Linked DNA regions of Mus musculus: region 2 is linked to region 1. The links are chromatin contacts, found by POLR2A ChIA-PET in ENCODE. All regions are on one chromosome and are shown on one strand. The core of a region is the stretch at or near the end of the contact, and the rest is flanking DNA. Distances in the headings are between cores, read along the strand shown.

What was found. ChIA-PET counts read pairs that join two places held with the same protein, here RNA polymerase II (POLR2A).
Region 2: POLR2A ChIA-PET joins it to region 1 with 34 read pairs in embryonic stem cell. The contact joins the promoter of G3bp1 here to the enhancer-like site in region 1. POLR2A ChIA-PET finds 5 or more read pairs at or near these places in 4 of 5 experiments (Patski and embryonic stem cell).

The regions. Positions count from the first base shown.
Region 1 is chr11:55,388,852-55,395,395 of GRCm38, reverse strand. It overlaps Sparc (secreted acidic cysteine rich glycoprotein), which reads left to right. Exons shown (of 10, transcript NM_009242.5): 10 at 1-1,237. Among named protein-coding and RNA genes, the nearest start is that of Gm31842, 9.3 kb to the right of the region's middle. Within about 2 kb of position 2,725, at least 1 of the 3 ENCODE cell types and tissues checked has a DNase peak (open chromatin) inside an H3K27ac peak, as active enhancers do.
Region 2 is chr11:55,466,384-55,472,927 of GRCm38, reverse strand. It overlaps G3bp1 (GTPase activating protein (SH3 domain) binding protein 1), which reads right to left and starts at 3,176. Exons shown (of 12, transcript NM_013716.2): 1 at 3,127-3,176.

The sequences.
Region 1 (6,544 bases), core at 1,476-3,975:
AAGTCACAGCATTTTCCCACATAACTCTGAGGCCATGGCCCATCCACAGCCTCCTGGTCCCCTGCACTACCCAGTGTCTCACTGGCTGTGTTGGAAACGGAGTTGCATAAGCTCACCGTCCACAAGCACGAGGAGATATCTCTAGCTTTCATTTCTGTTTTGCATTTGACTCTTAACACTCACCCAGACTCTGTGCTTATTTCATTTTGGGGGATGTGGGCTTTTTCCCCTGGTGGTTTGGAGTTAGGCAGAGGGAAGTTACAGACACAGGTACAAAATTTGGGTAAAGATGCTGTGAGACCTGAGGACCCACCAGTCAGAACCCACATGGCAAGTCTTAGTAGCCTAGGTCAAGGAAAGACAGAATAATCCAGAGCTGTGGCACACATGACAGACTCCCAGCAGCCCGGGACCTTGCTGTCTTCTCGACTCTTAGGGCGTTTCTTTCCATGTTTGGCTGTTGGTTTTAGTTTTGGTGAGCCATGGGTGGGCCAGAACATCACTCAACTGCAATTGGGCTTTCAGGTTCTTGCCGGGAGCTCTAGGCACTGGGAGGCTGTTTCAGGAAAGTGAGACTCAAGAGGAAGACAGAAAAGGTTGTAACGTAGAGGAAGTGAGACTGGTGAATTGGTTTGATTTTTTTCACATCTAGATGGCTGTCATAAAGTTTCTAGCATGTTCCCCCTCACCTCTCCCCACCCCCTGCCACTTGAAACCTTCTACTAATCAAGAGAAACTTCCAAGCCAACGGAATGGTCAGATCTCACAGGCTGAGAAATTGTTCCCCTCCAAGCATTTCATGAAAAAGCTGCTTCTCATTAACCATGCAAACTCTCACAGCAATGTGAAGAGCTTGACAAGTCTTTCAAAATAAAAAGTAACAACTTAGAAACGGCTGTCCTGTCCCGGGTGATGGTATGTGTGTCTTACTCTCCGGTGCTTCGTTTTCAGGTGTGCACAAACATGGCCATACTTGTGCACAGAAGCAAACACTCCATTGTGCTTTTATACACACACACATATTCACACACTCAGACAGGGAAGATATGGCTCCTGTGAGCACTAATTTAACACATGAAGAAGCCAGTTCCTGGGCTGGGATGTAGCTCAGTTGATAAAGTGCTTACCCAATATGAACAAAGCCCAGGTTCGATCGTCAGCGCAACCTAAGCTGGCTGTGGCAGTGAATGTTTGAAATCCCAGCCCCAAGGAGGTAGAGGCAGGACAGTCAAATGTCCAAGGTCATCCTTAGCTACAAGTGAGCTGGAGGCCAGCCTCGTCTACACAAGACTATACACACCCCCATCCTGTGTGTGTGTGTGTGTGTGTGTGTGTGTGTGTGTGTGTATTAGTTCTTTAATCATTCCAGCCACCTTTCAAGTGTCTGAGAATCAAGCTGTGTTCACCCCAAATCAAGACATTTTCTTCACACAAAATTCTAGGGAGCTGAGTGTAGTGGTGCACACCTTTAACCTTGGTAATTGGGAGGCAGTCATGAGCAGCAGTCTGTGAGTTTGAGAGCAGCATGGTTTATATAGTTATAGGGCAGCTAAGACTGCATACTGAGACCCTGCCTCAATAATAATAATAATAATAATAATAATAATAATAATAATAATAATAACAACACCTCTGGCAAGGTGGAGGAGCAAGGTCTTGGATCCTTGGTGGTTGATGCAATAATAATAACACTTTTATTATTATTATTATTATTATTATTATTATTAATCCTTAAAACCCCACAGAACACTTTATGAAACTTGTGCCCCTCAGACATACCAGTGTGATGTTAGGGGCAGGGCAGGGAGGATCTAGGAAGTTTTGTTCTGATCTTATGTGTGCAAGCCCAGTATATTGATGGTCTCTGGGAATCTGGGCAATCAGAGGGTTTAGGAAATTCCTACAGGGGGCTAGAGAGAGGGCTCAGCGGTTAAGAACACCGACTGCTCTTCCGGAGGTCCTGAGTTCAAATCCCAGCAACCACATGGTGGCTCACAATCATCTGTAATGAGATTGGATGCCCTCTTCTGGTGTGTCTGAAGGCAGTTACAGTGTACTTACATATAAAAAAATAAATAAATCTTAAAAAAAAAAAGGAAATTCCTACGGTGTTGCATTCATTAGCTGTTTGTCGGGTGCCTCCAGTGGACAAGATGTCCCTTGAATAAGGCAGAATCACACAACTGAACAGTTCCAGACAGAATGGTGTGCGAAGGAAACGAAGACTGGGTGCAGGTGTGGAAACTGTGAAACTGTTCCCTCTGTCAAGGTGGGGAACAAGATCTTGCCCCTTGGTCAGCCGGGGTCAGATCATCTGTGGAACACACAGCACTGACCCCCAAAGCTCAGCTCTCAAGAAATGAGCTCTGGGGCTTAGATGACTTGGCTACACCTTGAAGGCGGTGAAGGGCAGAGAGAGGCTGGAACTTAGCAGGCCTCTCATCTCCAAATGTGAATGTCTTCTACAGCAAGTCTTCAGAATTTTCAAGAAAAGTCAGCATGGAAGAATTAAAAATCAAGGCTGGGTTGAGGTGCACTGCAGCCCACTGCCAGTCACCTGCCAACGGAGTTAACAGAACCATCAGTCGTCAGAGGTGATGCTTCCCTGCCCTCCTGGCTCTGTCCGCCAATTTCTTTAAAGCAGTGATTCTCTATAGGGGCGGTTCTGATGCTAAGGTCCTGTTCTCCAATTGGTTCTTTATCTGTCAGTAAAGATAGCCGTGGGCCAATTGGGAAGAAGGTAGGCGGGACTTCCAGGTCCCAATTGGAAAAGAAGATGCAAGGAAGGAGAGGAGGCTTTTTTGCCGTGCTTTGGAGAGAGATGACAGCAGCCATGTGAGGTCCCAGGACGAGCTGGGGCCTGTGACCACTACTACAGGCGGGTGGTTAGGGATGTTTAGCGGGGCCTAGGTGGGACTAGCCACTGAAGTTTAGGGCTTGTGGGAAGAGTGGAGATAAAAATATTACTAAAGGCGAGAGATAGTAACGCCCAGCAATTGTGTCCTAAGGCAAGCTGAAAAGGAACAAACTGTGTGTGTCTTTTGTCTGAGAATTTAAGGGAAGCCAGGTAGGGGCTGGTAGTGCGGTCACTTCCCGGAGCTAAAGGCAGATAGAGCGTAAAACTACATGCAAGCCAGGCAGTGGTGGCACATGCCTTTAATCCCAGCACTTGGGAGGCAGAGGCAGGCAGATTTCTGAGTTCGAGGCCAGCCTGGTCTACAGGGTGAGTTCCAGGACAGCCAGGGCTATACAGAGAAACCCTGTCTCAAAAAACCAAAAAGAAAAAGAAAAAAACAAAAACAAAAAAAAAAAACAAAAACAAAAACCTGCACGCAACAGTTCTATCTTCCTGATGCTGTGACCCTTTAATGCAATTCCGCATGTTGTGGTGACTCCCAAACATAAAGTTATTTTCGTTGCTACTTAATTGTAATTTTGCTGCTGTTACAAACCATCATGTAAGTATCTTATATGCAGGATATCTGATATGTGACCCTTGTGAAAGGGGTCATTCGACCCACAAAGGGTCACAACTCACAGGTCAAAAACTGCCGCTTTAAAGCAAACTACTTAAGACACACCCGTAGTCCCAGCATTTGGCAGGAGCAGGAAGATCTCACATTTGAGGGCAGCTTGGGTTACATTGTGAATCCTAGGCCATTCATGTTTCCATAACAAGACCCTGTCTTAAAAACTAAACCAAATAAAACAACCCCTTCACTAAAGCCCTTTAATATCCAAAGGAAATTGTATCCTTACCCTCGACAGAAGACCAGCATCATGCAGCCTAGATCATGACTGTGGCTGAGTTGATAGAGTACTCATTTAGTATGGATAAAACCCTGACTTTAAATCCAAAATCAAAATAAACTGGGCACGATGGCACAGAGCTATAATTTTCGTCTTTAGGAGGTAAAGTAGGAGGATCAGAAATTTAGGTTTATTCTGGCCTACAGGTGAGTTGAAAGCCTGGTGTGCTGGCTAGTCTTCTGATAACTTGACATACGAACAAGGAACCGCAGCTGAGAAGATGCCTTCATAAGGTCCAGCTGTAAAGTGTTTTCTTAATTAGTGGTTGGTGGGGGAGGGCACAGCCCACTGGGTGGGTAGTTCATCCTTGGGTTGGTTCTGGGTCCTATAAGAAAGGCTAAAAGGGAAAGCAAGCCAGGAAGCAGCACCCTTCTATAGCCTCTGCGTCAGTTCCTGCCTTCAGGTTCTGGCCCTGCTTGAGTTCCTGTCCTGATTGCCATCAACGATGAACAGTGATATGGAAGTATAAGCCAAATAAACCCCTTCCTCTCTAACTCGTTTTTTGGTCACGGTGTTTTGTCTTAACAATAGAAACCCTAACTAAGACACCTGGGCTACATGAACTCCTATTTTAAAAATAACAGAACACACACACACACACACACACACACACACACACACACACACTAGACTTTAAGGTCAACCCTAGAGCTAGACCTTAAAGATAAACACAATAAAAATACAATGAGAAACAATGCCTCGCTTGAGTGGATATGTCCCATGCTTCTTATACACAAAGAAATCAGACCTTGCCCTTGACAGTTCAAAGGAAGACCACATTACAAGTAATTAGACATAAAGCCAACCAAAGAACTTTCCTAAAATCATCTTGGAGTTAAAATGGTGGCTGTCCCACCCTTACGGGAAGTGTAGGTCTTTGGGTCACCATTAACGAATCAAGCATTTCCTAGGGAGTAGGTAACCAGACCTGAGATGGGAGATACCAGGGTCAAAGGAACCAGAAAAGGACTCCTCCCTCTGTCCCCCCACTTCCTTTTTCCTTTCCTCCCTCCCTCCCAGACACAGTGTAACCCAATAGAGTCTCTGCCAACACTCCAATCTCACGGCCCACCTGTGACAATTCTGGCAGTAATGTTTCTGTCTTTCAGTCTGTGGGCAGGGTACAGAAAAAGCCAACAAATCACCACCATCACCATCATCTTTGTCTCCACCACCACCACCACCACCACCGGCTACACTCCACAGTCTTGGCCTGTCCCCTTTCTCCTGCCCATCACATTTCTTCCCCAAGGCCACATGTGCTTTGGGAAGGAACTCAGGGGCTTTTCAGTCTGTACCAGATGTGCAGTGTCTGCGGTAGTTCCTGCTGCAGGACTATAAGTGTTCAATATGTCCAAATCGAAACAGAAGAATAGGCGTACTCAAAGGGTCCTGGGCAGGCCTGGAAATGTATCATCCAGCCAGCTGTGGGTGGGAAGCCTCTCTTCTACTTAATGGTCAGTGGATATCAGGACAACAGAGTCTTGTCTTCAGGGACTGATTCTGTGATCTGCCTTTCTCTACTTGGATAGGTCTTTCTAGGCATAGTTGGATCCAGCTAACCTGATTTCCAGCTGTGCACACAGATCCTGCGGGACCCAGCCAGTCACCAGGCCAAGAGGCATCGAGGAGAGAGTGCCCCCTGGTGGTTCTAGAGAGAAAGAAGGTTCCTAGGGACTTAGAATTTATTTAAAGCTTTAGGGAGGTCCAATCTGGCCCCCTCATTTTCCTTATGTGGAATATGAATTTCAGAGAAGCAAAACCCCTCAGGTAAGATCACTAGATTACTGATTCAATTTTCCTATGAACAACAAATACTTAAAAACCAACAACAAGAAGAACAATTGCAACTACCTCTCATATGCTAGGATGTCTACTAAAAAAATGGCTTGTTGATTCCTGAGGGTCACACTAAACTGTGTATTTTTGTGGTAATTGTAGCAACACTTTAAGCTCAGCCGCTGAATTCATATCTGAGCTGGCCCTGCAACCCAGGTGATTCTGAACGCATAGCAACAATGAGGAACCCTTCTCACCCCTGCCACAACAGAAAAGTCCAAGGGGCTAAGGACAAGTCTAACGGGTATAAAAGGGTCATTGTCAGTCTTGAGTGGGGGGATGGACATATGATTCCTGGTGAGACTTAGCACAAAGTGAAGTTCAATCGTCCTTTGACTACAGGTTGCTGAACCCCAGTGCATCTTAAATGCAAGGTAAAAATACACAGCAAACTAAGCCCAAGGAATTTGGTTAATGCTTTTAAAAGAGAGTTGGATACAAAGTTTAGCTCACTTGTTTGTTTGGAAGCCACTCAAGAAGGGCTAGGGGGTTAGCCCAATAGTAGAGTGCTCATTTAGAGAAGGGGCCTGGGATTGCTAAGCAACACCATCAAAACAAAACAAAACAAAATGCTATCTTACTATATTACTCTTTGATGGGTACAGCATTGCACAGTGAAGTCTCAGCACTCAGGAAGCAGGATTGTGAGTTCAAATCCAGCCAGGGCTACCTAGGAGACCCAGTGGCCAATCTCAGTTGTCAACTTTAGGTATAGAATCACTTGAGAGACAGGGCTCTGGGCACATCCGTGGGATTCTCTTGATTAGGTTAAGGAGATGCGAAGACTCACTGTCCAGGATAGTTTTGTGCCAACTTGACATAAGCTAGAGTCATTTGAAATGAGAGAACCTCAAATGAAACAAATACCTCCATAAGATCCAGCTGTAGGGCATTT
Region 2 (6,544 bases), core at 1,927-4,426, 77 kb before region 1:
GCCTGGTCTACAGAGTGAGTTCCAGGACAACCAGGGCTACACAGAAAGACCTATCTCCAAGTGGGGAAAAAAAAGAAAAACCATATGCAAGTGTAAACCTTATTTAAAAAACCTAAAGCCCGAAAACAAAAACAAAAAAGCTGGGTTTGGTGGTACACACCTTTAATCCCAGCACTCGGGAGGCAGAGACAGGCGGATTTCTGAGTTCAAGGCCAGCCTGGTCTACAAAGTGAGTTCCAAGACAGTCAGGGCTATACAGAGAAACCCTGTCTCGAAAAACCGAAAACAAAACAAAACAAAAAACTTAAAGCTAACCTATGCCTTGTGCTTTCCATCGAGTTCAGAAATACAGGGAAGCCGGGCGTGGTGTCACACACCTTTAATCCCAGCACTTGGGAGGCAGAGGCAGGCGGATTTCTGAGTGCGAGGCCAGCCTGGTCTACAGAGTGAGTTCCAGGACAACCAGGGCTACACAGAGAAACCCTGTCTCAAAAAAACAAAACAAACAAACCAACAACAGAAATACAGGGAAGGGCTAGAGAGATGGCTCAGTGGTTAAGAGCACTGACTGCTCTTCTGAAGGTCCTGAGTTCAAATCCCAGCAACCACATGGTAGCTCACAACCATCCATGAGATCTGATGCCCTCTTCAGGGGTGTCTGAAGACAGCTACAGTGAACTTAGATATAATAATAAAATCTTTTTAAAAAAATACAGGAAAATCTAGTATATAAAAGATGACAATTTTGAAAAAAAAAAAAAGCCAACCTGCTTTCAAGCAGGGTCAAGAACAGACATTTCTAAAAATCTAATGCTCAGGCACTATACTGACAGCTGATAACTAAAAACCAGAATGTGAATTAAAAGAAAAGAAACTAGCCAGATGTGGTGGCGCACGCCTGTAATCCCAGCACTTGGGAGGCAGAGGCAGGCGGATTTCTGAGTTCAAGACCAGCCTGGTCTACAAAGTGAGTTCCAGGACAGCCAGGACTATACAGAGAAACCCTGTCTCGAGACAAAAAAAAAAAAAAAAAGAAAAAAGAAAAGAAAAGAAAAAGAAACTGCGCAGTGTAGTACCTGTTAGAACCTTAGCTCAAAAGACACCTCCACCAGCAGTAACCTCTGACCTGCTCGGAAGGGAGCAGCCAAGGCGGTCAGTCACTGCTTCAATTCACTGCTTTCTGACACTGAGCTAAGGAGTCAGTTTCTATCTATCCCTATCCTACTAAGCACCTGCCTGAGGCCAAGAGTCTTTTGAATGTGTGGGGATGAGATTAATAGCCATCCCCTTCAATTCGATCATTTCCCCTTGATATATCTGACCTCAGTAACACTACCTGGACTCAAACTTCCCAAGTTAGAAAGCAGGTCACTGCCTTATTTTAAAAGGTGATGAATTACTAACATTCGCCTACCCCTCCGTGCAGGTTAAGTAGAACCCGTTCCAAGGAAACAATGTTATATTCAGAAGCAAGGCAGTTAAATTCAGCATGCATCCCCACAGCGTTTGGTTCTTCGTTGCCACTTTGTTAAATGTCAGTGGTCTTTAACTTTTTGCAAGGATGTGCCCCTCAAGAACTAGTCCTGAAACTTCTGTTGTAGTCTTCGATGTGAAACATCTGCCATTTAACGTGCTTTCTAGCCAGGGGTTAAAGGCAATCCTCAGCATAGAAAGATAGGCTGACCACAGATCCTTGAAAATAGCTTTGCAACCCGTAGAAGTCAAACCAAGTAAGTACTAAAATAAATTACTCGGTTGGGCTTAGTGGAGGCACCTTAACTCTTGGCACCGAGAAGATTCTGAGATCCTCTTGAATTCCAGGCCAGGAAGGGCTCCACAGTAAGAATTTTTAAAAAAGGCAGTTGATCATCGATGGTTCGGCAGGAGACCTAATGGCTGTGCTTGCCAACAAACCCAATCGGTGACTGTGACCCACTGCACAATAACTGGACACTGGACACCATCCTCTCCCCAGCAATTTCAGATGTGACTTATTTTTGTGGCTCTGGTGACTGAACCCGGGGCTTCCTGTATTCCATGCCAAGTGCTCCACCTCTGCACTGAAGCCCGGGCCGGTCCTATCCAATTTCAAACTTTAACTTCAACTCTTGTAAGAATTTAAACACTTTGTTTCCTTGGACTTACGACCTTCTCAAACAAAGGTTTTTTTAATCTAAGTTTGTTCTGATTCACAACTAAAACATTCTAAGTTAAAAAGGGGTCTTGAAGAGTCAAGATCTAATGTCAGAGTTTGACTTCCTGTTGGCGGGAATTTCCCGTTACCTCGAGGTGCGTTTCGGACCTGCTGAGAGGCACACTCGATTACATTACACTCACTGTATTTTTCTCTATTTTTCCCAGAAGCTAACTTGGAGGCGCATCTATCTATCTATGTAAGTGCGAAGAAAGCTAAGTCTTCCTTTGTCATTCAAAACCCCACTCCTAATCTCTTCTCTGGAGTCCCCCACTGGCTCGCAGATGCCACCACGGGACTTCTTATACTGGGGTTTGCACCTCAGATTCAAGAGCTCAGTGGCCGATGGTGTCCCACAGCCACGTAGCCTGCACAGATGCCTGTCCTTTCCCTACAGAGGGCCTTGATTCCACCTCGTTCTCCTGTTGACTGGACCTACCTGATTGCACCCAGGTGACCGGGAAGGGCGGGAAAAAAGGGAACTCTCGGCATAGTGCAGGGGGAAACAGTGGGGGGATTGGAGAGATCACGTCTTGGCGTGGCTGTCTCTGCACCACTGAGCCCTTGAACCCGGGGTCGCGCGCCTCCGTTCTGCAACCCTGGGAGGCGCGATCACGCTCTCAGCTTGGGCTCCCCCAACCCCCATCCCCATATCCGAAGGCTTCCTTAGGGTCCAGGCCCAGCTATACCATCCGGAAGAGCCGGCGCGCGCCAGAGAATGCGCGTGGAGCACGCAGGGCCGGCCAGACGCGTGACGCCCGCCGTTGGTGCGGTGGACCACGCGCGGGCCCTAAAGCGCAGGCAGGAGGCCGCGCCGGCCGTTGGTGGGGGTGGGGACGCGCCGCGCGGTCTCCCGGGGCGCCCCGCTCGCGGCCGCAGCTCGGCTCATGCCCGGCCCGCATCCGATCAGCCCCACCCGCGGGCCCAAGTACCTGCGCGGCTGAGCGGGAGGACAGGGCTGCTACGTGGGAGGAGGTGGCGGCGTCCCTCGCGCGATGCCGCGGCACGCGTGCCCGCCGCCCGCTATATAGCCGCGCTCAGCCGAACCTGCTGCTCCCGGTCGCATGCAGGGACCAATGGCCGCCTCGCCACCGCGCCCCTTGGCTATGATTGGACAGCGTCTTTGTCTAGAGGCCGAGCTCCTGAGTGGCTGCCGCATCTGCCTATAACTGAAGGAGCTAGAGCCCAGATGGACACGAAACCTCGCCAATACTCAGATGGTCTATAAAAATGAGGGCGGGATGCACTGAGAGCGACACTCAGACAAGCCAATAGTTGCATGCACCCGTTCTCATTGGCTTACATTTCTTTTTCTGGGCGGAAACCCACTGTCCAGGCAGGAGCGGTTGATCCACAAGGTGGGGCCCGTGTACTTTGGGGAAGTAAACCCCATGCAACTAGGAGGTAGGCGCGGGCGGGGAGCAAGGAAGCCCCCAGCCAATCGCAACACCGAATGGAGCTGATTGACAGGGAGGGATGGCCCTCTCCAAAGGCAGCCCCAGGGCCGCCGTGCCCTCTGGAGCGGTTAAGAGGATGGACTAGCTGCGTCTTCCGTTCCCTTTCCTTTCTCTTCCTCTTAGGTTGAATCCTGTCCTCGAGGACCGGTCTCCCGCCTTCCCAGGCGACTCTGGTACCCGGGATCTAAGTAACAGTTTCCCGGGTTTTGTTTTTTTGGTTTGGTTTTTTTCTCTTCGCATCAAAACTTTTTTTGCATGCATTTCGGAAGAGCAGGAGCTGCTGACCCTTAGCATTACTCAGCACGAATGCAGTGGCGACCGAGGACAGCGAAACTGGCTTGGTCGGCACCCCAGAGCATACCGCGAGGCAGCCTCCCTGGCGTTTGGGAATGCTCTTGTTCCCGGGTGGCTTCCAAGCTGGCGTGCCCGGGTGGCTCCTGGACGTTTTCAGGTTTTCCAATCTTGTGATTGCAGAGACAACATCCCATCTTTGATCACCCTCTGGCTGGCGAAAGTTATAGGATGCGTCACCACCAGCCATTGTCACATGCTTTTCAAACTGAAATGGGAACTTTACCCAACTCCTAGGCAGACACGCCTAAGGTTCCCCCATAAAGGCTCCAGGGTCCAAATAGTAGTACCTCAGTCTGCTGCTGACCCCAACTCGGGGGGGTTTTGTGAGCCTTCTGGCCACCATGAGCATTTTATATTAAGAGCTGTGATCCAAATGCTAAACACAAACTAGACTAGTCTGTGTTCCCTGGAGGCAGGGAGAATTCCAGGCCATCCTGAGCTACACGAGTCCAAGGCCATTCTGAGTGACATGAAATCCTGAAAGCAAGCTAAACTCGCATTAATTTGTTTTGTTTCAGGGCTTTTCGAGGCAAGGTCTCCCCTTGTAGCCTATGCTGAGCTGGATTTACCATACCCTAGGCTGATCTCGAACTCGCCATCCTCCTGCCCTAACCTCTTAAATACCGAAAATACAGGTGTTAAAGTGTTACAGCGAGTTTCCAAAAGGAACACGTGCACAGTTCCCACGTGCAAAGGGAAAGGGCTCGCCCAGCCCAGGCTGGAAGGAAAAGGCAGCCAGGCAGAACCTGGAATCCGGAAGCCAGGAACCAAGAGACAGTGCAGTGCTCCAGCACTGGGTCAGAGCCTATCAACAGGCAGCTAGCATTGAGCCTCCAGTGGGAACCTCCTTCTAGGAACGCTTGGTAGGATTGCTAGCCCAACCAAGGAATGTGGGCTTTAATTTGGAGCTGTAGAGGCTTTGTTGGTTGGGTTTGTTTGTTTGTTTTTTCGAGACAGGGTTTCTCTGTATAGCCCTGGATGTCCTAGAACTCACTTTGTAGACCAGGCTGGCCTCAAACTCAGAAATCTGCCTGCCTCTGCCTCCCGAGTGCAGGGATTAAAGACGTGCACCACCACGCCCGGCTTGTTTGTTTGTTTTTAAAAACAGCCCTGGCTATCCTGGAACTTCTCTGTGCAAACCAGATGTCCTCTAACTCTGAGATCCCCTGCCTCTGCCTCCCGAATGCTGGAATTAAAGGGATGAGACCCCACACCCATCTGGAAGGCTTTTTTGTTTTGTTTTGTTTTTTTGTTTTTGTTAATAAACCAGGAGATTTGAGATTCGTATTGGGTTTTGCAGGGGAAAAAAATTGTAATACCTTATTCAGAGAGCTTTGGCAGATTTTCACAAGAATTCTTTTCAATACAATACCAGTGTTCCCCGCTGGCTTTGCTCGCTGGCTCTCTCTCTCTCTCTCTCTCTCTCTCTCTCTCTCTCTCTCTCCATATTGTTTGTTTAAGTAATAACATAATCACAGCCTGGAACTCATAAACACCCTCCCCATTCTGCCTCAGCTGGAATTAAAGCAGTGCACCGCCAAAACTAGCTTTTAAAACACTATTTTAAAGATTTTTTTTTATTATTTATTTATTATATGTAAGTACACTGTAGCTGTCCTCAGACACTCCAGTCAGATCTCGTTACGGATGGTTGTAAGCCACCATGTGGTTGCTGGGATTTGAACTCCTGACCTTCGGAAGAGCAGTCGGGTGCTCTTACCCACTGAGCCATCTCACCAGCCCTAAAGATATATTTATAAGGGGGGGAAAATCTGTAAAGATACATATCTTTTTTTGTTGTTTGAGAATCGTATACATGCATGTGAAGTGTTTCATTCAAGGCCACCCTATTCCTTCTCCCCCTAATTCCATGGGGTTCCCACTGGGTTCATATAGTACTGCCACTATGTGCATGGACGTAGGACAATCTACTGGAGCAATGGGGGCCTATCTGGTGCCCTCCACCTGAGGAAACCTGACCTTCTCTCTCCTAGTAACCAGTTGCCAGTAGCTCCTCAGCTAAGGGTAAAACTGCTGAGCATCCTCTGGCTAGACTTCTCCCAGGTGCATGCTGTCACTGTCACTGTAGGTTCATATGGGCAGATGCCCTGTTGTGTCCTGAATCGTCCCACTGTCTCTGCCCCCATTCCACAAAGAGCCATAAAAGGTAATACTGGCATCCCATTTAGGGCTGAGAACTCCACAGTCTCTTATTCTAGCGTGCTGATCAAATCATGAGTCTCTGTGTTCACCACCGTCTACTGCAAAAAGAAGCCTCTCAATGAGAGGGAAAAAGTTTTTGTAAAGCCAATGATCGCACACAGGCCCTGAGGTCTTCCAATCGTGGGGTTGGAGTTAGGGCTGGGGGTGGAGGCGGGGGCAGTCCTCTATAGATTTCATGAAACTCTGTAAACAAAGGCTTACTATGGGCTGGTGAGATGGCTCAGTGGGTAAGAGCACTGACTGCTCTTCCAAAGTTCCTGAGTTCAAATCCCAGCAACCACATGGTAGCTCACAACCATCTGTAATGAGATCTAAC